Regions from separate parts of the Homo sapiens genome. Here region 2 is linked to region 1. A link is a loop called in an ENCODE intact Hi-C map of the cell type or tissue named here. Cell type or tissue: K562. All regions are shown on one strand. Each heading gives the region's core, and the rest is flanking DNA. Links, peaks and the distances in the headings are about the cores only.

Evidence for each region. A loop is a pair of places that touch in the nucleus more often than their neighbours do. Peaks named below come from ENCODE experiments on the same cell type or tissue, not always from the same donor. Only the 100,000 strongest peaks of a DNase experiment are listed, where the experiment ranks them.
Region 2: it touches region 1 in a loop (2.1-fold over the local background); 1 of 110 quality-filtered maps calls a loop at or near these places.

Annotation. Positions count from the first base shown.
Region 1 is chr5:10,495,585-10,507,023 of GRCh38, forward strand. LINC02212 (long intergenic non-protein coding RNA 2212) reads right to left here and starts at 7,144. Exons shown (of 3, transcript NR_104606.1): 1 at 5,621-7,144. It overlaps LINC02213 (long intergenic non-protein coding RNA 2213), which reads right to left. Exons shown (of 3, transcript NR_134289.1): 2 at 10,885-10,991; 3 at 9,406-9,940. RefSeq lists an enhancer at 7,565-8,459. In K562, for the core only: CTCF peaks have their summits at 6,665 and 7,160; DNase peaks (open chromatin) are centred at 6,177 and 8,737.
Region 2 is chr5:10,355,757-10,366,637 of GRCh38, forward strand. The region is part of intron 1 of MARCHF6 (membrane associated ring-CH-type finger 6); the gene reads left to right. Among named protein-coding and RNA genes, the nearest start is that of MARCHF6-DT, 7.1 kb to the left of the region's middle. In K562, for the core only: a CTCF peak has its summit at 2,273; DNase peaks (open chromatin) are centred at 2,315 and 2,555; H3K4me3 peaks cover 1,527 bases.

The DNA of each region.
Region 1 (11,439 bases), core at 4,003-9,002:
TTTTTGAGACAGAGTCTCACTCTTCACTCTGTCACCCAGGCTGCAGTGCAGTGGTGCGATCTTGGCTCACTGCAACCTCTGCCTCCTGGGTTCAAGTGATTTTCCTGCCTCAGCCTCCCAAGTAGCTGGGACTACAGGCTCGTGCCATCATGCCCAGCTAATGTTTTGTATTTTTTTTTTTTTTTTTAGTAGAGACAGGGTTTCACCACATTGGCTAGGCTGGTCTCAAACTCCTGACCTCAGGTGGTCCACCCGCCTCAGTCTCCCAAAGTGCTGAGATTACAGGTGTGAGCCACCATGCCCGGCCAGGGTGAGTATTCTTATTATTTCATTTTACAAGCAAAAAGAAGCCAGAGCTGAGAGCTGTTATGTCATGTTCTATTCTATATCATATTATGCATCTTATCATGTTATGTATCATAACCTCAGCTCAGGGAATTTTCGCAGACAGAACACACTCTGCTAACTAGCACCCAGATCAAGGAACAGAATATTAGAAGCAGCAGAGAAACTGCCCCCTCAATCCCACAGCCCCCCAAGTCGCTATCCCCTCCCAAAGGTAAGCACTATTCTGACTCCTGACACCTTTTGCCTGTTTTTGAACTGCCTGTCAATGGAACGAAATGGTCTATTCTTTTTGGTGCCTGATTTTCTCTCAGCATGATGTTCATTAAGCCCATCCACATTGCCACGTGAGGCTGGAGTTTGCTCTTTTTTAGTGCTGAGTAGAATTCCACCATTATTTAAGCACACCTCTATTTATTCACCCATTTTCCCCTTGCAGGATGGAGGTTAGAAATGTTTTCACTTTTTAGCAATCACCAGCAGTGCTGCTCTCTAAATTCTTGCATGTCTTTTGGCGGACAAACACACACGTTTCTGTTTAGCATATGTGTTGGGGCGGATTGGGGGGCATCACAATAGTGTGTGTGTGTGTCTGTTTAGCTTTTCAAAAACTTCCAAGCTGGCCAGGCATGGTGGCTCACCCCTGTAATCCCAACACTTTGGGAGGCCGAGGCAGGCAGATCACTTGAGGCCGGGACTTTAAGACGAGCCTGGACAACATGGTGAAACTCCATCTCTAACAAAAATACAAAAAAAAAATCCGCCAGGTATGGTGGTGCATGCCTCTAATCCCAGCTACTCAGGAGGCTGAGGAATGAGAATCACTTGAACCTGGGAGGAGGAGGTTGCAGTTAGTGGAGATCATGCCACTGCACTCTAGCCTGGGTGGCAGAGCGAGACTCCATCTCAAAACAAACAAACAAACAAACAGGCCATGTGAAGATGAAAGCAAAGATCAGGGTGCTGCCTCTACAAACCAAGGAACCCCAGGTTTTCCCTGCCAACACCAGAAGTTAGAGGAGAGGCCTGGCAGATTTGCTCTCACAGCCTCAGTAGGAACCAACCCTGCGGACACCTTGCTCTTGGACTAACAGCCTGCAGAGCTCCGAGGTGAGGCACTTCTGTGGTTTAAGCCCCTCTGCTCATGACACTTTGTTACTGCAGCTCCAGCATACTCCTCCACGGAGTGATGCTTCATGTTTAAAAAGACATCTGCTCTGTAAAGAACACTCATCTGGCCGGGCGCAGTGGCTCACACCTGTAATCCCAGCACTTTGGGAGGCTGAGACAGGCGGATTACCTGAGGTCAGAAGTTTGAGACTAGCCTGGCCAACATGGTGAAACCCCATCTCTACTAAAAATAAAATTAAAAAATTAGCAGGGCATAGTGGCAGGCACCTGTAATCCCAGCTACTCGGGAGGCTGAGGCGTGAGAATCACTTGAACCCAGGAGGTGAGGTTGCAGTGAGCTGAGATTGCACCACTGCACTCCAGCCTGGGAGACAGAGTGAGACTCTGTCTCAAAACAAAACAAAACAAAACAAAACAAAACAAAACAAAACAAAACACTCATCCTAGTGTTCCTTGAGGTGGTCTGATTAGCAGCTAATGGGTTTACAACAGCTTTCCCTTTTCAAATTTGATTTCAGAAGCCATCAGCTGCATGATTTGTTGTATGTCTGAATGCTTGAAGTGAAGGTTGATAGTTGATAGGAGCTGGCTGATTCTGGTCTATAAGTGTGGCTGGGCTGACAAACAGGCATCCACCTACTTGGGCTGGGTCCCGGGAGCAGCCTCAGGAATTGAGATTCCTGCATCTGCCTTCATGGTCTTTATCTTCCAGGCCTCCCTCTCCCTGTCATGGCTCAGGCGGGGACCACGGCAGAGGGTGGGCCACACCATCTTTCAAGGGCAGCTGGGCCCCTTCTGGCAGCTGGACGAACCTTATTCGGTGCAGTGGCTCATGCTTGTAATCCCAGCACTTTGGGAGGCCAAAGTGGGTGGATCACTTGAGGTCAGGAGTTCAAGACCAGCCTGGCCAACATGGTAAAACCCCATCTCTACTAAAAATACAAAAATTAGCCAGGCATGGTGGTGCATGCCTGTGGTTCCAGCCACTCGGGAGGCTGAGGCACGAGAATCGTTTGAACCCGGGAGGCGGAGGTTGCAGTGAGCCGTGATCCATCACTGTACTCCCACCTGGGTGACAGAGCCAGATTCCGTCTCAAAAATAAAGAATGCTGTTCTTCCTGGGCAGAGAGTTTCTCTGTTCTGGAGGTCATCCAGTAGCCCGGCCCCAAGGTGATCTCTCTGGATGGGTGAGGGGAGGAGGGGTCTCCTCCAGCTGGAAGCATCGAATCAGGACTAGCACTTCCTAAGAGCACGTGGCCCAGAACTGGGCTAAAAATAGTACAATTTTTAAAAATTACACTAAGCTTTGATTTCAGAGTGTATTGGTTTCCTGGGGCTGCTGTAACCAAGTGCCACAAACTGGGTGGCTTAAGACAACACACATTTATTCTCTCACAGTTCTGAAGGCCAGAAATCCCGAAGCAAGGTGCTGGCTGGGCCATCCTCTCTCCCAAGGCTCCCCGGAAGAAGCTGCTCTTGCGTCCCCTCATTCTGATAGTCACAGCGCCCCTGGTGTCTTTAGTTTGGAGCTCCAATGTCTGCCTCTGTTTTCACGTGGCCTTTTCCCCATGTGTCTGTGTCTCTGTGTCCAAATTTCTCTCTTTTTTTAGGACACCAATCACTAGATAAGGGCCGACCCTCCTCCAGCATGACTTCATCTAAATTTGACTGCATTCACAAAGACCCTATTTCCACGTAAGGGCTCACTCTGGGATTCCGGTGGACATACATTTTGGAAAGACACTGTTCAACCCAATATAGAGTCTTTCCTGTTTTGAAGTAAGTTTTTGCTAAATTCAATTTTAGAATGCCTTCCTCCACTTCCTTGAGCTTGGATAGTTTAGAAATTTGAAAATTTGCCTGTTAGGGTAATCTCCGTATCTTAACATAATGTAAGTTTATTTTGGTCACGTGAAGTTCAAAATGAGTGATCTTGAGGGGCAGTTGGTGTCCATCTAAGCAGTGATTTGGGGGCCTGAGCTCCTTCTATGTGGGATGCCCCAATCTTCCATGTGGGAACCCTCCAAACTTCCATGTGGGTCCCAAGGTCCCTATGCTCCCCTGTCTCAAGCTGAAGGGGAAGAGCATGGCGTGTGGGGAGCCAGGCCAGGAAGTACTGCTCATCCTGTCCATGCGTATTCACTGGGCCAGAATTCAGCTACAGGCCACAGTGAAGCCAGGAGGGGTAGGCTGGCCGTGCACCCAGGAAGCAGAGGAAGGGGTTGGGGAAGAGCCGCAGCTGAGGCTGGCGAGTCAGGATGGCGCCTGGAGGGCAGCTCCTCCTAGGACTCATTTCCCTTTGCTTTCCCCCCTTCTTCCGCCTCTCCACCTTGCTAGCCCTGGCGGGTCTCTAGTCAAGAGGGTCAGTTTCCAAACCTCATGGCACGAGACCCTTCCCCACTGACATGCAAACAGCAAAGGAGCACCTCCCATTTAAGGGGAGACTGAATGATCAAATGCTAAAGGAATACATCTTTGGGGGTGCTGTGAACGCCCTCAGTGAATCTGGGTGATCCAGCCTGGTGGATTGTGGGGGCCCTGAAGGTGCGCTTCTCACTAAACCTCCCTCTATGCCCACTAGGAGCCCACTGCATCTCAGAGCAGGGGATGGAACAGTTCCCCTGGGGCGGGGCTGGTGCTTAGGAAGCTGGGCCCAGGTATCCTGGACGGAGTGCTTGGAGTCTTGTCTGAACAGGATCCTCAGGCTGTGCCACACAGTCCCAGGGCAGATTACACTTGACACCTGCCCCCTCACTGGCCACTTCACCTTGCCAGTGGTTTTCAAACTGCCAGGCAAGGCCAGTTGAAACCAGTGCTTAAAAATAAAACAGGGCAGGGTACAGTGGCTCATGCCTGTAATCACAAGAATTTGGGAGGATCCCTTAAGCTCAGGAGTTGGAGACCAGCTGGCAACATAGTGAGACTTTGTCTCTACTAAGAGAAAAAAAATTAGCTGGGCGTGGCAGTGGGTGCCTGGAGTCCCAGCTACTTGGGAGGCTGAGGTGGGAGGATTGCTAGCCCAGGAGGTTGAGGCTGCAGTGAGCCGAGATTGCACCACTGCATCCAAACTGGGTAATAGACTGAGACCCTGTCTGAAAACACACACACACACACACACACACACACACACACACACACACAAAACCTACTAGAAAAATACCAGGTACATAGAACACAGTGAGAGAAAGTACTGTGTCATTAAATCTTGATTCCATGTTTATATGTATATTTTCTGGGTTGTGATATAAAACATTTCTTTCCAAGTGAGGCAATCAAAAACTGAAAGCTGGCCAGGCACAGTGGCTCACCCCTCTAATCTCAGCACTTTGGGAGACCAAGATGGGAGGACTGCTTGGGGCCAGGGGTTCCAAACCATTCTGGACAACATAGTGAGACCCTCATTCTATAAAAAATTAGTTTAAAAAATTAATTTAAAAAATTAGCCAAGTGTGGTGGCATGCACCTACAGTCCCAGCTACTTGGGAGGCTGAGGTGGGAGGATCACCTGAGCCCAGGAGGTTGAGGCTGCAGTGAGCTATGATCATGCTACTGCACCCCAGCCTGGGCAACAGAGTGAGAAAGATCCTGTCTCAAAAAAACAAACCAAACCAAAGAAATTTGAAAGCCACTGTCCTATGTGGAAGAATTTGGAAGTCAATGATAACACAGGGAGGTAGTAATTATTTTCCAGGTTTCAGAAGTGCTTGTGGGTCCCGATAGGAGAGATGCTGTGATGGTGTGAGGTCAAGGAGGACTCTGGGCTGGGTTGAATCGGGGCTGTACCACTTCCCTCAGGAGGTCCTTGTGAGGGCGACTCCATTGCCTGGGCCTCCACTTTTCATCTGTAAAATGGGCTAAATATCTACCTTGATGGGGAGGAGGAGGATGAAATAGCTCCTCACTCTTGAATGCTCCCTGTCCTAGGATTTGTTCTGAGTCTTTTATGTATATTACATCAGTCTTTCTTCACAATATCCCTCTGGTTAAGTGCTAGTACCATTAGTTTATCAGTACAGGTAAGGACACTAAGACACGGAGAGGTGAAGTCACCTGCCCAAGTGAGCTGATGTCAATGAAAATCTGTATCATGCCAAATACTGTGTCTGGCACATAGCAAGCACAGAGCAAATTTTAATTTTCTTACCCTTAATTTTGTTTCAATCGCTTTAAAGGATCCTCAGATATAGGCAGACAAACAAGCTGGTGGAAGATGTGTGAGAAGCACACTTCAAACTGCCAGGAAGCTGGCTTCTATGGAGTCCCAAAGTGTGAAATTAGCTCCTCTTCTGTGAGGGTCCCTGGAAACAGTGGCTGCTCCCTGCAGGAGGCAGAGTCCCTGCAAGCCCTACTCTTCAGCATCAGAGGAACTGCAAGGGAAGTCAAAGAAAGGGGACCCTCCCCTCCAGCCCTTAGGGGAAGACTCATCGATGGTTTCAGGGAGGAAAGAGAATGATGGGCCTGGCTCACAGTACACTACCTTCTTGCTGGATTTTAAAGATTAGAGGCCCAGGAACCCCCAGCCCTACTCCACACCCTGCAATACAGATCAGCTTCAAGGGGTCTCCACCTCCCCTGCCCACGATGGCCGGCCCCACTCCTCCAGTAGAGACTGTGGGCCCCACTGTCTGGAGGCCAAGGGAGAACAGAGCTGCTTCTCCCTGGGGGAGATCAGACAAGTAATTAGACCAAACTGCAAGAGGCAGCTATGTCATTGCTTCTCAGAAATGATAAACAGCGCAAAGAGAGGATTGCATCACTTCTTCCCAGGGTCGCTGGGACATTTGCTCTCAGAGTCCAAGCTGGGTCGCATTTTAATCAGAGGGGGGCTGTGGACTGATTCCCTGCCGAGTGCAGAAATGTTTCATCAGCAATTAGTATGAGCACTCCAAAAGGAAGCTACACGTTCTCCTTGCCTTGTTCCCACGTTTGCTTGTTCCAAGTCGTGTCTTTATACTATCTTAACTATATAATGTCATTTATGCCATATTTTAAAATAGTTGTCTTCTTATAGAACCCATGACTTTGTTTGACTTCATTAACAAAACTTAGTAATTTACCTTGCACAGAGCCTGCCCATATGGGATATGAAATTAGTATTTGCAGAATAAAAAGATGTTGATGACAATAATAATACACATAATGACATAATAATATTAAAGTAAAAGCTAACTTGCGGGGGCCCTCTCTTCTGCCTCCTGTCTGAAGAGGGCTGCCTCTGCAGTGAGCCTGGACGTGGGACTACTGCACACATGACCCTGCGGACATCAGGCCGGGAGCAGGTGGAGGCGGGTGGCGGAGGAAGTGGTAGAGGAGGAGAGGCCAGGAGCTCCCTGAGCCAGCGCTCCCACAGAAGGAAGTTCATCAGAAAATCACAGAGGGCCTGGGACCCAAGGTCCCCCATCCCTCACCCCACCCACCCCATCAGAGGTTTGTTCCCGAGTACCTGTGTTTTAAAGTGCCCAGATGGCCTCCAGCTGCCCACTCTAGCACTTACAAGTTTGGAGTCCAGGGTCCCCAGACCGTGGGGTGGCAGTGACCACACTGGCCTCCTGAAGTGGGCAGGTCAGAGGATCCCAGGCCTGGCTGCTCAGAGTGCTGTCTGCCAGCTGGGGGTGACATTCCTGTCCTGGCTGTGACTGTCCCCTCAGCTTCCGCCTTATTCACCCCTGATGGGAGGCAGAGGTGGAGCCAGGAGAGCTCTGCTCATGACTGTGCTCCAGGAGGCTCCACCTCCGTGTGCACCCAGAAGGCCCACAGGAGAGATGTTGTAGCCTGCAAAGCACTACTGCCTGCACGACTGCACGGCCGGCTCCACAGGCTCCTCGGAAACGACAGCAGGAGCAAAGATGAGGGCTACAGTGCCAGGTGAACACCTGGGAGCCGTCTGTGTCCATCTCTGAGTTCTATTCGTTTGCTAAGGCTGACCTAAGAAAGTGCCACATACTGGGAGGCTTATAGCACACAGGTGATTTTCTCACTGTCCTGGAGACTGGATGTCCAAGGTGTGCAGGCTGGTTTCTCCGAAGGCCTCTCTCCCTGGCTGCAGGTGGCCGCCTTCCTGCTGCATCCACCCTCGGCCTTTCCTCTGTGCAACAGCGTGCCTGCGGTCTCTTCCTCTTCATATAAGGACCCCAGTCCTAGTGGATTATGGCCTACCCTAATAGCCTCATTTAACCCCCATTCCCTCCTTAAAGGTACTGTCTCCAAATACAGTCACATTGGGGGTTAGGGCTCCAGCGTATGAATTTGGGGGGACACCATTCAGTACACAGCAGGAGGAAAATCACTTTCACAGTCACACAGCACTTCCAAGCTGTGTGTGTTGCCTTACGTGTCCAGCACCATGCGTGAAGTATTGTCGCAGCTGTTTTCGTTAGGATGTGTGGGAAGAGCACATCTGTCATCAGTTCCAGCCCCCAGTGACCAAGAACACGTCCCTTTGGCTCTGCCTCTGGCTCACACTGGACTGGGACTAGAGCTCACAGCTGCAGGTGCCAGGCCTGAGGGCTGCAGGCTTGCTGCCAGGCCCAGGGCATGGGCTATCCATCCCATATTCCACCCAGGTGCAGACAGACCAACATGAGTACCCAGGAGAGCTGCAACCCCTGGGCGCCACCGAGACCCCCTCTCAGCCTGGCCCCCTCCATTCTTTCACTTGAGTAATGCAGGTTCTCTAGGTGCTATATACAGTGCTTTGCAAACTCAGCTTCCAGCTTTGTGCAAAGAGACCCTTGTGAAGGGGGTCCTTAGACTACCTTTGGGTTTGGCAACTCGCTAGTAGGACTCACAGCACTAAGAAAGGCTATTAGATTTGTGCTTACACTTTGAAAATACAGATTTAAATTAGCAAAGGAAAAAGGAACATAGAGCGGAGTCCAGGAGAAACTCGCACAAGCTTCTGGTGTCCTTGCCCTGCGGGGCTGAACGGATAGCGTTTATTTTCCCCAGCAACGATGTTTCACGGCACACTTGAGGTGTTAGCCACCATGAAAGCTTACCTATGCACTGGTGTTCAGGGTTTTCATTGGGGTCAGTCACATAGGCATGCAGTGCCCATGTGACTGACCTCGGCTACTTGGACCTCAGCCCAACAGAGGTGAAATTAATAGAGCATGGCCCAGAGCCTCGGGCACGTGTGAACAGGCTTTCATCATAAATCACACTGTTGGCATAAACTAAGGATGTGGCCCAAGGCCTCAGATACACAAAGCCACCCTTATCAGGAGGGACACTCCAAGGACTCAGGGGTCATCTCTTCGGAGCTGATCAAGGCTGTATGCAGGGTTTGGTCAACTCAGATCTGCTGAGTCACCCTTGACATCACAGCTGACATCCCTAAGTCTCTTTGGCTGGGACATGTGGGAGCTGCTGCTGTCAGTGTCAGAGGCTTTCAATTTGATTCATGTTTGACAGTATGATTTGGGAGAAATTATATATTTTATCCTAATTTTCATTTATTTCATTATCAGTGAAGCAGAACAACTCTCTACGTGTTTTATTGCCATTTGAATTTCTTGTGTACTTTGTCTAGTCATTTGTTCATACATATGTTGAGTTATTTACATTTTTATAATTTATAGGAGCCCTTATGAATTGTGCACATAAGCTCTTTGTCATATGTGGCAAATACGCTTCTACTATTTCTTTTAACTTTATTCTTTTTTGTGAGTGATACAGAAATGTATATTTTTGATGTAGTCAGCTGGTCAATCTTTTCTGTCATGATTTCAGATCTTAGTGTTAAGATCACAAAGGTTTTCTGCTCCCCAAACTATATGCTGTCCAATATATCTTCTCATGCTTTATTTTTAAACACGTAAATATCTGATCTTTTGGAATATTGTATTATAATATATTTATTATGTTATGTTATATGATATGATATTATACATTTCCTAGGGCTGTTATAACAAATCACCACAAACTGAGTGACTTAAAACAGCAGAAATTTATTCTTTCATGGTTCTGTTTGCAAGGAGGCAGCAGGGCTGTGCTTTCTTGAAGGGCTCTAGGGGAGCATCTATCTGTTCCACGGCTTTCTCTTCGCTTTGATGTCACCAGCAATCTTTGGCTTATAGAAGAATCACTTGAGCCTCGGCCCCTCTGTCTTCACACGGCATCCTCTTTGTGTGTTTGTGTCTCTTTTCCTCTTCTTATAAAGATGTCAGTCATATTGGATTAGGGCCCTCCTAATGACCTCATCTTGATTACAACTGCAGAGACCCTATTTCCAAAAAGGCCACATGCACTGATACCAGGGGTTAGAACTTCAATGTATCTTTTGGGAGGACACAATTCAATCCATAACATATATGGTGTAACAAAACTTCATTTGTTTTTCCAAATGCTTACCTAATTGTCGTAATGTCATTTATTGGACAATCCATCCTTTATCCATGGGTTTATTTCAAGACTGATTATTCTGCTCCAGTAATGTATTGGTCAGTTCTGCTGAGGTCACATACTGTTTGACAAAGTATTGGTGTATAACCACCCAAGATAAGCAATTATGGAAGGAAATTGGAGGGAAAAGTTAGCTAGCCTCGCACTGTTAGTATGATCAGTCTTTCCCAGTCGTACAGTCTATAATGGGAGGCCTGTCTGAAAATACTTGCACTTCTCATTTTTATGCCCTTGTTTGGACTTGGGCTGTTCCTGCAACAGTTGGTTATGTCTGATAAAAAAAAAAAAAAAAGAGGAACTGGCCAGGTGCGGTGGCTCACGCATGTAATTACAACACTTTGGGAGGCTGAGGCTGGCAGATCACTTGAGGCCAAGAATTTGAGACCAGCCTGGCCAACATGGTGAAACCCCGTTTCTACTAAAAATGCAAAAACAAACAAACAAACAAGGAAACAAAAAATTAGCCTGGTGTGGTGATGCGTGCCTATATTCCCACCTATTTGGGAGACTGAGTCTATGAGAATCACCTGAGCCTGGGAGGTGGCGGCTGCAGTGAGATGAGATTGCGCCACTGCACTCCAGCCTGGGTGACAAAGCAAGTCTCTGTCTCAAAAAAAAAAAAAAAAAAAAAAAAGTAACTTCTTTCTTTCATAGCCACTACACTGATATAGGGTTTGAAATATTAAGAGATACTAGTTTTAAACATCTGCCCAGAGTAGTCCTCCAATTCCTGGAACAATCCAGAAGTGTACAAATTCTGACAGAGCTATTAGAAGCCATACCAATGCTAAGGGTTTAATGGCCAAGAGAAACTCAGTCACTCCTTTAACATGGATCTATTGAGTGCCAGGCATTGTTCTAGGTGCAGGAGCTACAGCAAAGCCTGGGACAGACAAGGCTCTCTGTTTCCTTTCAGCTTACATTTCAATGGGGGAAAGACAAGGATAAGACAAACCTAAAGAGGTACAGAATACCCTCTCCAGAAGTAAAGGGAAAGTATGTCACCTTGAAGTCCTGGGCAGAATCCGATCCTTTTCACAGCTTTATCCATCTTGTTGAAATATAGATTATTGGCGACATCCCCAAAAAGAGAGTTGTAGAAGAGAAACGCACTGGCAGAATGACAGGCAGGTATTAGTGTGGATGACAATTGAGTCTAAAGACATTCTTAACAGCAATCTTCCATTGATAGCCTACTTTATTAGTTCATCAGAATTTTCATTCCCATTTGTGAGACAGGGGAAACTGAGGATCAGAAAGATTATCTGGTGATTTGATTTCTGAAAAGATAATGCTTATTTAGCAATTCCTCCAGGAAGCCATCAGAGTCCTCATCCATACAACAGATGCGCAGTAAGTGATGAATTTTGCTGTGAACACCTGAGTTGGAATTAGTCATTGATTGGGCTCCACTCCATGAGCAAATGAGGTGAGGGGGCCAGATACACACAGATAATATATTTTCTTATTTCTTCCATTGCTTGTCCATGTTCCCATGGATTTTTTTTTTTTTTTTTTTTTTTTACAGAGTCTCTGTCACCCAGGCTGGAGTGCAGTGGC
Region 2 (10,881 bases), core at 378-5,377, 140 kb before region 1:
ATTAAGTAACTTGTCCAGGATAATACAGGTAGTAAATGGCAGAGGCAAGATTCAGACTCATGTCTGTCAGAGTCGCACTTAAATTAGATTATTTATTTATGAGTGTATACTACAAGTCCAATGTTGAAATTTATTTTTGTCACTCCCTCTATAGGATGAATCATTTATATAATTTGGTGGAAACTTTATTTTGCTTTATTTTGTTTTATGAAATTATTAGTCATGAAATGCAAGTGAATTTTAGTGCCGTATTCTCATGCCTGCTTTTGCAAAATTCCAGTTTGGAAGTCTTCTGACATTTTTACAATTAAATTTAAGTTGAAATAACACTTAAAGGAAAAGGGAGGGTTATAGAGGATTAAAAATGATATAGCAAAGATGCCAAAAAACTAATAAAAAATGTTCTATTTGTGAAATCAGTTATTATAGGTTATTTCTTTAAAAAATGCGACTTAGGTTTTTTAAATCTGCTTAGAAATTTTTTGGTAGGAGATATTCAAAGTATGGCCAAACATAAAACTAAATTAAAAAAAAATCAGTATCACCTACTTTTGAAAACACTTATACTGTTGTGGTTCTGTTTTTTATTTATTTTATTTTATTTTATTTTATTTTATTTTATTTTATTTTATTTTATTTTATTTTATTTTATTTTCCGAGATGGAGTCTTGCCCTGTTGCCCAGGCTGAAGTGCAGTGGCATGATCTCTGCTCACTGCAACCTCCACCTCCCAGGTTCAAGCGATTCTCCTGTCTCAGCCTCCTGAGTAGCTGGGATTACAGGAGCGCGCCACCTCCCTCTGCTAATTTTTGTGTTTTTAGTAGAGATGGGGTTTCGCCATGTTGGCCAGACTGGTCTCAAACTCCTGACCTCAGGTGATCTGTCCGCCTCAACCTCCCAAAATGCTGGGATTACGAGCGTGAGCTACCGTTCCTGGCCGGTTCTCTGTCCTTTAAAAATATATTTTAATATTCTGAGCAAAGAGATTAAGAATGTTACAAACACATCAACCGTGCGTATAGTAAGTCTTCCCTTCCTTTTAAAAATAGCACATTGCTTGCCTCTGATGGTACCATATATGATAGTCTGATGCTCAGAATGTTATGCATTTGTAGTAATACTTAGTTCCGACATGGCTGTTTCATACTAATTGTTTGCTAGATTTTAAAGATCTCTAAAGTTTCTTCAGTATTAAATTAATTTTTGTAAAATCAACAGGTTTATAATCCATTCTCATAATACAGGGATGGATAAATCATTCTTACTGTGTATATGTTATTTGTATGAGTGCAGATGTGTTATGTCAACTGCTATCCATCCTGACATTTTTAAACTTCAGAGCTATAGGAGACCTTAGACATTTGCCCTCCTCATTTTATGGGTTAGGAGTCCGATCCTGTAATGCACTGAGATTTCTCAGTTTCAGAGAAAAGTCTATCCTTTGGTCAAGGATATACTTTTTTTTTTTTTTTTTTAAAGGAAAAGCAGTACAATATTGGAATAGATGTTGCAAGTGTTGATGTGCAGTTCTCAAAGATAATATTAAACATTTTGTCATAGAATGCCCACATTTCGGCTCAGTGATATAAAGCTGAGGTTTTTTTTTTTTTCTTTTCCATTTTGCTAAATTACTGCTTGTATTAGCACAACATAATACAAAGTCTTAGTAATTTTATTACAGAATACCAAAGCAGCTGTTCTTTATGCTTTACGGAACATATTCATTCGAAAAGTGTGAAGCTAAAGAGTATTATGGTTGATCATGTTCTATATCACTATGGCAAAAATTTGAGGTAACTTAAATTTGGAAGAAATGAGTTAAAAGGATAGAAAGTTGTCAGAATCAGACAGCTAGTTCCTCTCTTTCTAGACCCACACAGTCTTCTTTGTTTCCAGAGATGTCTGCTGCATGTTTCTTACCACGCATTACCTTTCACTGTTTTGGCATGCTTGTGACCAAGTGTACATGCATTTATTCGTTAAATGTTTACTGAGGACCTGTTATGAGCCAGGCACTATTCTATGCATTTGGGCTAGGCAAGGAACAATATAGAGAAAATCCTTTCTTTCATAGAGCTTACATTATAGTTATTAGCTTAAGACAAAATAAACATGTAAATTATATGGCATAACTAGAAGGTTATAAACGCTGTGGAGAACAGTGAATTGGGAGGGAATAAGAAGTGCCAGGATATGAGGGCATGGGTTGCTTTTTTTTTTTTTTTTTTTGAGACGGAGTCTTGCTCTGTCACCCAGGCTGGAGTGCAGTGGCGCGATCTTGGCTCACTAGGGGTCGCAGTTTTAAATATAGCAGTAAAGGAAGGCCTCACTGAGAAGGAGCAAAGGAGAAGGAGTTAGCCATGCAGATACTCTGGGCAGAGCATTCCAGGCAGAGGGAACATAGCCTATGTGAAGTGTCTAAGATGGGAGCATGCCTAGAGTGTTCAATAAATCACCAGGAGAGCAGTGTAGCTGTAACGGAGTAAAAGAGTTGGAGAAGAGTAAGTATAATATGAGGTCAGAAAGATATGGAGCCAATGGGGAGAGAGCATGTAGGACTTCATTGACTTTTATAGTGAGATAGGGAGCTATGGGAGGGTTTTGAGCTGACGTGAGACATAAATTGTCTTGATATGCAGCCAGCTTTCTGTATTTGTGGGTTTCGCATCTGTGGATTCATCCAATGTCAGATGGAAAATACTTGGAAAAAAATAGATGATTACCTCTGTACTGAACATGTACAGCCTTTTTTTCTTGTCATTATTCCTCAAACAATACAGTATGATGACTACATAACATTTATGTTATAATTATTCTAAGTAATCTAGAGATAATTTAAAGTACAGTTGACTCTTGAACAACATGGGTTTTTGAACTACATGGGTCCACTTACACATGGATTTTTTTCTTCAATAAATATATTGAAAAAAATTTTGGAGATTTGCAGCAATTTGAAAAAACTTGCAGATGAACTGTGTAGTCTAGAAATAGTGAGAAAGTTAAAAAGTTATGTCATTAATGCATAAAATATATGTAGATACTAGTCTTTTACTCACTATCATAAAATATATACAAATCTGTCATGAAATGTTAAAATTTATCAAAACTTACACACACAAACATGTAATGGAGACTGTACATGGCACCATTCACAGTTGAGAGATGTAAAGAAACTTAAAGATACAGTATTAAATCATAACTGCATGAAATTAACCGTAGTGCATACTGTGCTACTGTAATAATTTTGTGGCCACCTTCCGTTGCTGTTGTTGTGAGCTCAAGTGTTGCTGTTGTTGGAGCTCATCTCTCCAGTAAATTGTATATGGTAAAAAGTATCTCTCTGGATTCTCTTGTATTTTTCATTGCATTTAGTGCAGTACCCTAAACTTTGAATAACATGATGGGATCCATATGAGGTGCCACTAAGTGATGCTGGAAGTGCTCCAGGAAGCTGAAAAAAGGCATGACATTATGAAGAAAAAGTCGAATTGCTTCATATGTGCCATAGATTGAGGTTTGTAGCTGTGGTTGCTGGCCATTTCAGAATGATTTATCTTGTAAACAGACAGGTATCAATAAATATGGTACAGTGCTGTAAATGTAATTTCCTTCTGATTTTCTTAATTTTTTTCTCTAGCTTTATTGTAAAAATAAAGTATATAATATAGAATACAGTATATAATATTACAATACATATTGTAAGAATGCAGCATATAATACAGTACGCAATACATATAATACAGTTTATGCATTCATGGCATAATTTTATTTTTTTTGCTCCTTCTAAGCTACACAGTTCATCTTTTTTTAAATTGTTGTGAATTTCCAAAAAATTCTCCAATATATTTATTGAAGAAAGAAATCCGCGTATAAGTGGACCCATGTAGTTCAAACTGTGATGTTCACAGATCTGTACTTTAAATAATCTCCTGAGTACTCATAATACCTAGTATAATGTAATACAAAGGCTGGGTGCGGTGGCTCACGCCTGTAATCCCAGCACTTTCGGAGGCGGTGGCAGGCAGATCACCTGAGGTCAGGAGTTCGAGACCAGCCTGGACAACATGGCGAAACCCTGTCTCTACTAAAAATAGAAAAAATTAGCTGGATGTGGTGGCGGGTGCCTGTAATCCCAGCTCCTTGGGAGGCTGAGACAGGAGAATGGCGTGAACGTGGGAGGCGGAGCTTGCAGTCAGCCGAGATCGCGCCACTGCACTCCAGCCTGGGCAACAGAGCAAGACTCCGTCTCAAAAAAAAAGTAGTACAATATGTGTATTAATCTACTGTTTATGTTGTATTATGTTATGGGAAGGCTTCTGGTCACCAGTAGGCTGTTAGTAGTTTTCCATTAGTAGTTTTTCGGGAGTCAAAAGTTGTATGTGTGTGTGTTTTTTTTTTTTTTTTTTTTTTGAGACAGAGTTTTGCTCTTTTTGCCCAGGCTAGAGTACAGTGGCACCATCTCAGCTCATTGCAACCTCCGCCTCCCAGGTTCAAGCGATTCTCCTGCCTCAGCCTCCCGAGTAGCTGGGATTACAGGCATGCACCACCATGCCTGGCTAATTTTGTATTTTTCGTAGAGATGGGGTTTCATCATATTGGCTTGAACTCCTGACCTCAGGTGATCCATCTGCCTCAGCCTCCCAAAGTGCTGGGATTATAGGCGTGAGCCACCGCGCCCGGCTGTATGTGGATTTTTGATTGTGCAGGAGGTCGGTGCCCCTAACTCTTGTTCAGGGGACTCCTGTATATGGAAGGATGTGCATAGGTTACTTGGAAATACTATGCTGTTTTACATAAGGGACTTGAGCATCTGTGGATTTTGGCACCTGTGGACTTCCTGAAACCAATCCCCCAGGGTTACTGAGTCTATCTCTTTCCTGGTTAAGACAAGTTTTTGTTTGTCTTAAATTCAAATTTCTGGAAGCTACAATCTCACTGGCTCATCTTGGGTCAGTTGCTTATCCTTTTGATCCAGGTAGCTGGGTGGTGGTGGGAAAGGTAATGGAAGAATAAGAATCATGACTGGCTGTGTCCATTCTTGAGCTGGTAAGACAGTGCAAAAGAGATCTGCTATATTGCTCAATTAGAATACTTTTTAGACTGAAGCCCTGTGAGTGATTATTGCTGGGCTATCCTCTTCCAGATGCCTACTTCCCATTTCTTCCAGGCCAGGCTTACTTTAGTGGGTTTTACTTCTGTCCTGTAAGACTATGAAGATCACTTATTTTTAGTATAATACAGTTAGAACAGAAAGAGTTCTTGAAAAGTGAATAGGAAGTAAGAACCCCCCAAGGGAAAACTTAATAATTCAGACTATATTTTAGAATGCTGTTGCAGTAGGCTAGATGAGATATAGGAGTTACATTAAGGTAGAGGGAATGGAAAGAATGGAAAAGAAGAAATAGACCAAGGTAGAATTAATAGAACATAGTAATTGAAGAGGTAATATAAGGAGGAGGAGTTAAAAATGATTGATTTTTATATTATTTCAAATGGGAATGGAAAGAGATAAGTAGTTCAGTTTTAGATATTGTTTTAGTTTGCAGGGGCTGCTGTAACAAAGTACTACAGATTGGGTGCTTAAGAGAAATTTGTTTTCTCAACTCTGGAGGCTAGAAGTTTGAGATGAAGGTGTTGGTAGGCCTGGTTTCTTCTGAGGTCTCTCTCCTTGGCTTGTAGATGATTGTCTTCTGTGTCTTCATGTAGTCTTCTCTCTGTATGTCTTCATGTAGTTGTCCCTCTATGTCCTAATCTCTTCTTTTTTTAAAGACGCTAGTCATATTGGATTAGGGCCTACTCTAAGGACCTCATTTTAACTTAATTACCTCTTTAAAGATCCTGTCTCCAAATATAGTTACATTGTGTATACATGCAGGTTAGGGCTTCAACACGTGAATTACGGGGGGAGGGGCAGTGCAATTCAGCCCATGATAGACATGAATTCTTGAAGGCTTGGAAGACTGAAGCATTCCCTGTACACTTATTTTTTATAACTTAACTTCATTATAATATCTTTTTTTTTTTGAGACGGAGTTTAGCTCTTGTTGCCTAGGCTGCAGTGCAATGGCGCGATCTCGGCTCATGGCAACCTCCGCCTCCTGGATTCAAGGGATTCTCCTGCCTCAGCCTCCCGAGTAGCTGGGATTACAGGCATGCACCACCACACCTGGCTAATTTTGTATTTTTAGTAGAGATGGGGTTTCTCCATGTTGGTCAGGCTGGTCTTGAACTCCTGACCTCAGGTGATCCGCCCACCTCGGCCTCCCAAAGTGCTGGGATTACAGGTGTGAGCCACTGTGCCTGGCTGTAATACACTTTTTACTTTCCTGTCTCTCTCCTTCCCTTCTGTCACCTCTTAATGTATTCTGTAAAGATGGAATCAGGTTAATAAAGTATAATTTACACACAAATTTACCCTGTTTAGGGTGCAGTTCTGTTATAACACTTTTGAAATAGAATATTGGAGATTCCATGTCTTTTTTGATTACTTCCCCATTTACCAAATATTGGGTACATGTCTACTACGTATCTAGGACCTGTGCAACAATGTTTTCTGCATGTTTCATTTCTTCATTCCAAGTCCTTGAAAAGTGCCAAGAGGCATTTCTATTGAATGGAACAGTTTGAAGAGCATTGATGTAGCTAGAGTAGTGGTTTTCAAAGCTTTGTCCCAAGACCCCTTTACATTCTTAAAATTGAGGACCCAAAGGACTTTTGTTTATGTGGGTTTTATATGTAAAGATAGATATTTACCATATTAGAAATGAAGAATGAATACAAATTATTTAGAATATTTAAAAGTAACAATAAACTCAATATATGTTAATAAAAATAACGTTATCTGGATTATTATAAGACAATTGGATTCTCATCTCTCCCTTTGCAGTCACTTTGTTAAGTGTTTTGGTTAGTGTATATAAAAACTCGGCATCACACAGATTTATAGCTTGAAAAGGGATGAATATTTTCAGATGTTTGTATGTTCTTTGATACTATGTCAAAACTTGACAAGTGGTAGTTTCTTAACGTATCTGAAAACATGGCAGTCACCTTAAAAAATTAAATTAACTGTTAAATTAAAATCCATTTGTCTGGTAGTGTAGGATAGAGTCCAGAAATAGATCCACACATACATGGACAGTTGATTTTTGGACAGAAGTGCAAAAGCAATTGCATAAAATATAAAGGATATCGTTTTTCAACAAATGGCACTGGAATAGTTGAATAGCTGTAGGAAAAAAAAAAGAACTTTGAGCTATAGCTTGTACCATATACCAAAATTAACTCAAAGGGCTGTTAGACCTCAATGAAAAACCTAAAACTATGAAACTTCTAGGGGAAAATATAGGAGAAATTCTTCGGAATCTTGGGTTAGACCAAGATCTCTTAGGTATGACTCCAAAAGCATGATCCATAAAAGAAGTGGATAAATCAGATGGCATCAAAATTCAGAATTTCTTTCAAAATTAGAAAGACACTTAACAGAATGAAGACAGGATACAGAAGATGTATCTTATAAGGGGCTTGGAGTATATAAAAAATTCTCAGAACTCAGTAATAAGAAAACAATAACTCAGTTTTTAAAATGGTCCAAAGATTTGTATAGACACTTCACTAAAAAATACATGTACATGGCTATTAAGCATATGCAAATATGCTAAGCATCATTAGTCAAAACCATAATGAGACACCACTTCACACCTGCTAGGATGGCTATAATCAGAAAGAACAGGTAAGTGTTGGTGAGCATTGTAGAAAAATTGGAACCTTCATTTGTTACGCTAGGAATGTAAGATAGTGTGACTGATTTTGGTAATTCCTCAAAAAGATAAGCTGAGTAACCATATGACCCAGAAATTTCATATACCCAAGAGAATTCAAAAAATATATTCACACAAAAACCTGTATATGAGTTAGCAGTATTATTTATAATAGCCAAATAGAAACAACCCAGTGTCCATCAACTGATGAGTAGATAAATGTGATCTATTTGTAAAATAGAATATTACCCAGCAGTTCAAAGGAATTAAGTACTGATGCATGGTACAACTTGGATAAATCTCATAAACATTAGGATAAGTGAAATAAGCCAGTCACAAAAGAACATATTTTCTATGATCCTATTTGTGTGAAATGTCCAGAATAGGCAAATCTATATATAGAGAAATTAGTGGTTGTCTGGAACTGGGGAGAGCAGATGGAGTAGGAAGTATCCACTAATAGTTACAGGGTTTCCTTTTGGGATGATGATAATGTTCTAAAAGATTATGGTGATGGTTGCGTAACTGTAAATATACTTAAAACAATTGAAGTCTTTAAATTGGTGAACTTTATGACATATATCTGAATAAAATTGTTAATTAAAACTACTGTGAGATATCATTACATACCTATTAGTGTGGCTAAAATGGTAATAGAATGACTGACCGTACCAAGTGTTTGTAAGGAGGTAGAGCAGTTGGAATTTTCATATACTGCTGGTGGGAGTGTAAAGTGGTACACCACTTCTTCTGGGGAGCAGAAAGCAACCTTCCGGGTACAGGTGAGCCAAGGTTGATGGGCAGTTATGCAGAGGGAGTTGGGATATCACTGTGTGTACCTGTGCAAGTCCTGGAGTGTGTTGGGTCCTCATCAGCAGGGCTGTATGAAGGTGTTCATTAAAACAAAACTACTGATAGTGTGGCAGGAGCTAGAAAACACCCCTTTCTTCTTAGATATCCCTCCAGCACCCTCTACTGGCAAAGTTTAACTGCCCCTAGCCAAAAGAAAAGAAAAGAAAAGCTTAGCATCCCTATCACTGAACAGGGACTGAAAGGGAGAATTTGGAGTTGAGAAGGGGATACATGGATAACTAGCTCATTACTGCTGAAATTGTTGGAATCATTCATTGCCTGTGCTGCTGAAGCTTGATGTTGCCCACAGCTGTTGGGCAGAATCTCCACCATGACTTGCGTATCTGTTAGCAGGAGTCTGCAGTACCTGCCATTAGCTGCAACTGCTGGTTTTTAGAAACAAGTAGAAAATGGTTTCGCTGTTTCTCTGCTTCTTCTTTATTTTTATTTTTGAGATGGAGTTTCGCTCTTGTCGCCCAGGCTGGAGTGCAATGGTGCGATCTTGGCTGACTGCAACCTCTGCCACCCAGGTTCAAGCGATTCTCCTGCCTCAGCCTCCTGAGTAGCTGGGATTACAAGCACATGCCACCACGCCCGGCTAATTTTGTATTTTTAGTAGAGACGGGGTTTCACCATGTTGGCCAAGCTGGTCTTGAACTCCTGACCTCAGTTGATCTACCCACCTCAGCCTCCCAAAGTGCTGAGATTACAGGTGTGAGCCACTGCACCCAGCCTCCCTGCTTCTTCTGATCTCACAGAAGTGCTTCTCATTGACAGACTCTAACTTAAGCCTAGTTGGCAAGGAGGCCAGAAAGTGCAGTTTTCAGGCTTCCAGGAGCAACAGTACAGGTGAATTTTTAATTTAGTAACGATAGTAATCTGGTGAGCTAAAATAAGTAAACTTTGGGGTACATAGAGAATTGGAATTATTATTATTATTATTATTTTTGAGACAGAGTTTCGCTCTTGTTGCCCAGGCTGGAGTACAATGGCACGATCTTGGCTCACCGCAACCTCCGCCTCCCGGGTTCAAGCGATTCTCCTGCCTCAGCCTCCCGAGTAGCTGGGATTACAGGCATATGCCACCACACCTGGCTAATTTTGTATTTTTAGTAGAGGTGGGGTTTCTCCATGTTGGTCAGGTTGGTCATGAACTGCCGACCTCAGGTGATCCGCCCACCTCAGCCTCCTGGGATTACAGGCGTGAGCCACTGCACCTGGCCGAGAATTGGAATTTTTAAACTGTGTTTGCAAGGCCTAATTCCCAAACCCACATAGTTTGTGTATGGGTATACGCTCACCCTCAAAAAGGAAATATTTTTTGTAAAATTTGAGCAGTTAAACATTTTTTTCTGCCTGTAATTGTAAAAGTAGCAATTAAACACTATCTACTTGGGGACGAGAAAGGAAGAAAAATTACCCATGTTCTCGTCTGACCAATTACAGTGGCTGTCTTTTTTTTGCATTTTCTTCTTTAGGCTATGGTGTTTTTACCTAGTTGGAAGTAAGGGAGTGTGGTCATTTAAAAATGTTATATCTCTTTCCATATTAGCAAATAGTTATATATACATATATATACTTTTTTTTTGTTTTTTGGTCTGTTGCCCAGGCTGGAATGCAGTCACGCAATTTCGGTTCACTGCAACCTCCGCCTCCTGGGTTGAAATGATTCTTGTACCTCAGCCTCCTGAGTAGCTGGGATTATAGGCGTGTGCTGCCATACCTGGCTAGTTTTTGTATTTTTAGTAGAGATGGGTTTCGCCATGTTGGCCAGGCTGGTTTCGAACTTCTGGACTCAAGTGATCCATCTTGCCAAAGTGCTGGGATTACAGGCATGAGCCACTGCGCCCAGCCTTGTATTTGCTATTTTTAAGGGACTGTATACATTCCATATAGTGAATGTGCACCATTTATATAGCCGCTTCCCTATTTTGGGCTATATAGGTTATCTGCAGACATTTTGAGTAATATTTTTAATATATTTTCAAAATTGTCTACTATAATTGTAGCTACTAATTGTAAAAATTTTATTGATAATTACATATTAAACATTCCTTGTTTACTTCAGCCAGATGAACAAGGTCAACATTAACAGTTACATGTGGCATAGTGCCACGGTTATTACTTGAGACTGTCACTATGACAGTTACTGCTGTTACTACTTGAGACCGTCATTATGAGACTGAGTGAAGGGGGACAAATGTAGAAATGAAAAATTAAGACAAAAGAAACTTTTAAAGGAAGAAAAAAGGGGAAGAAAAAGAGGGCT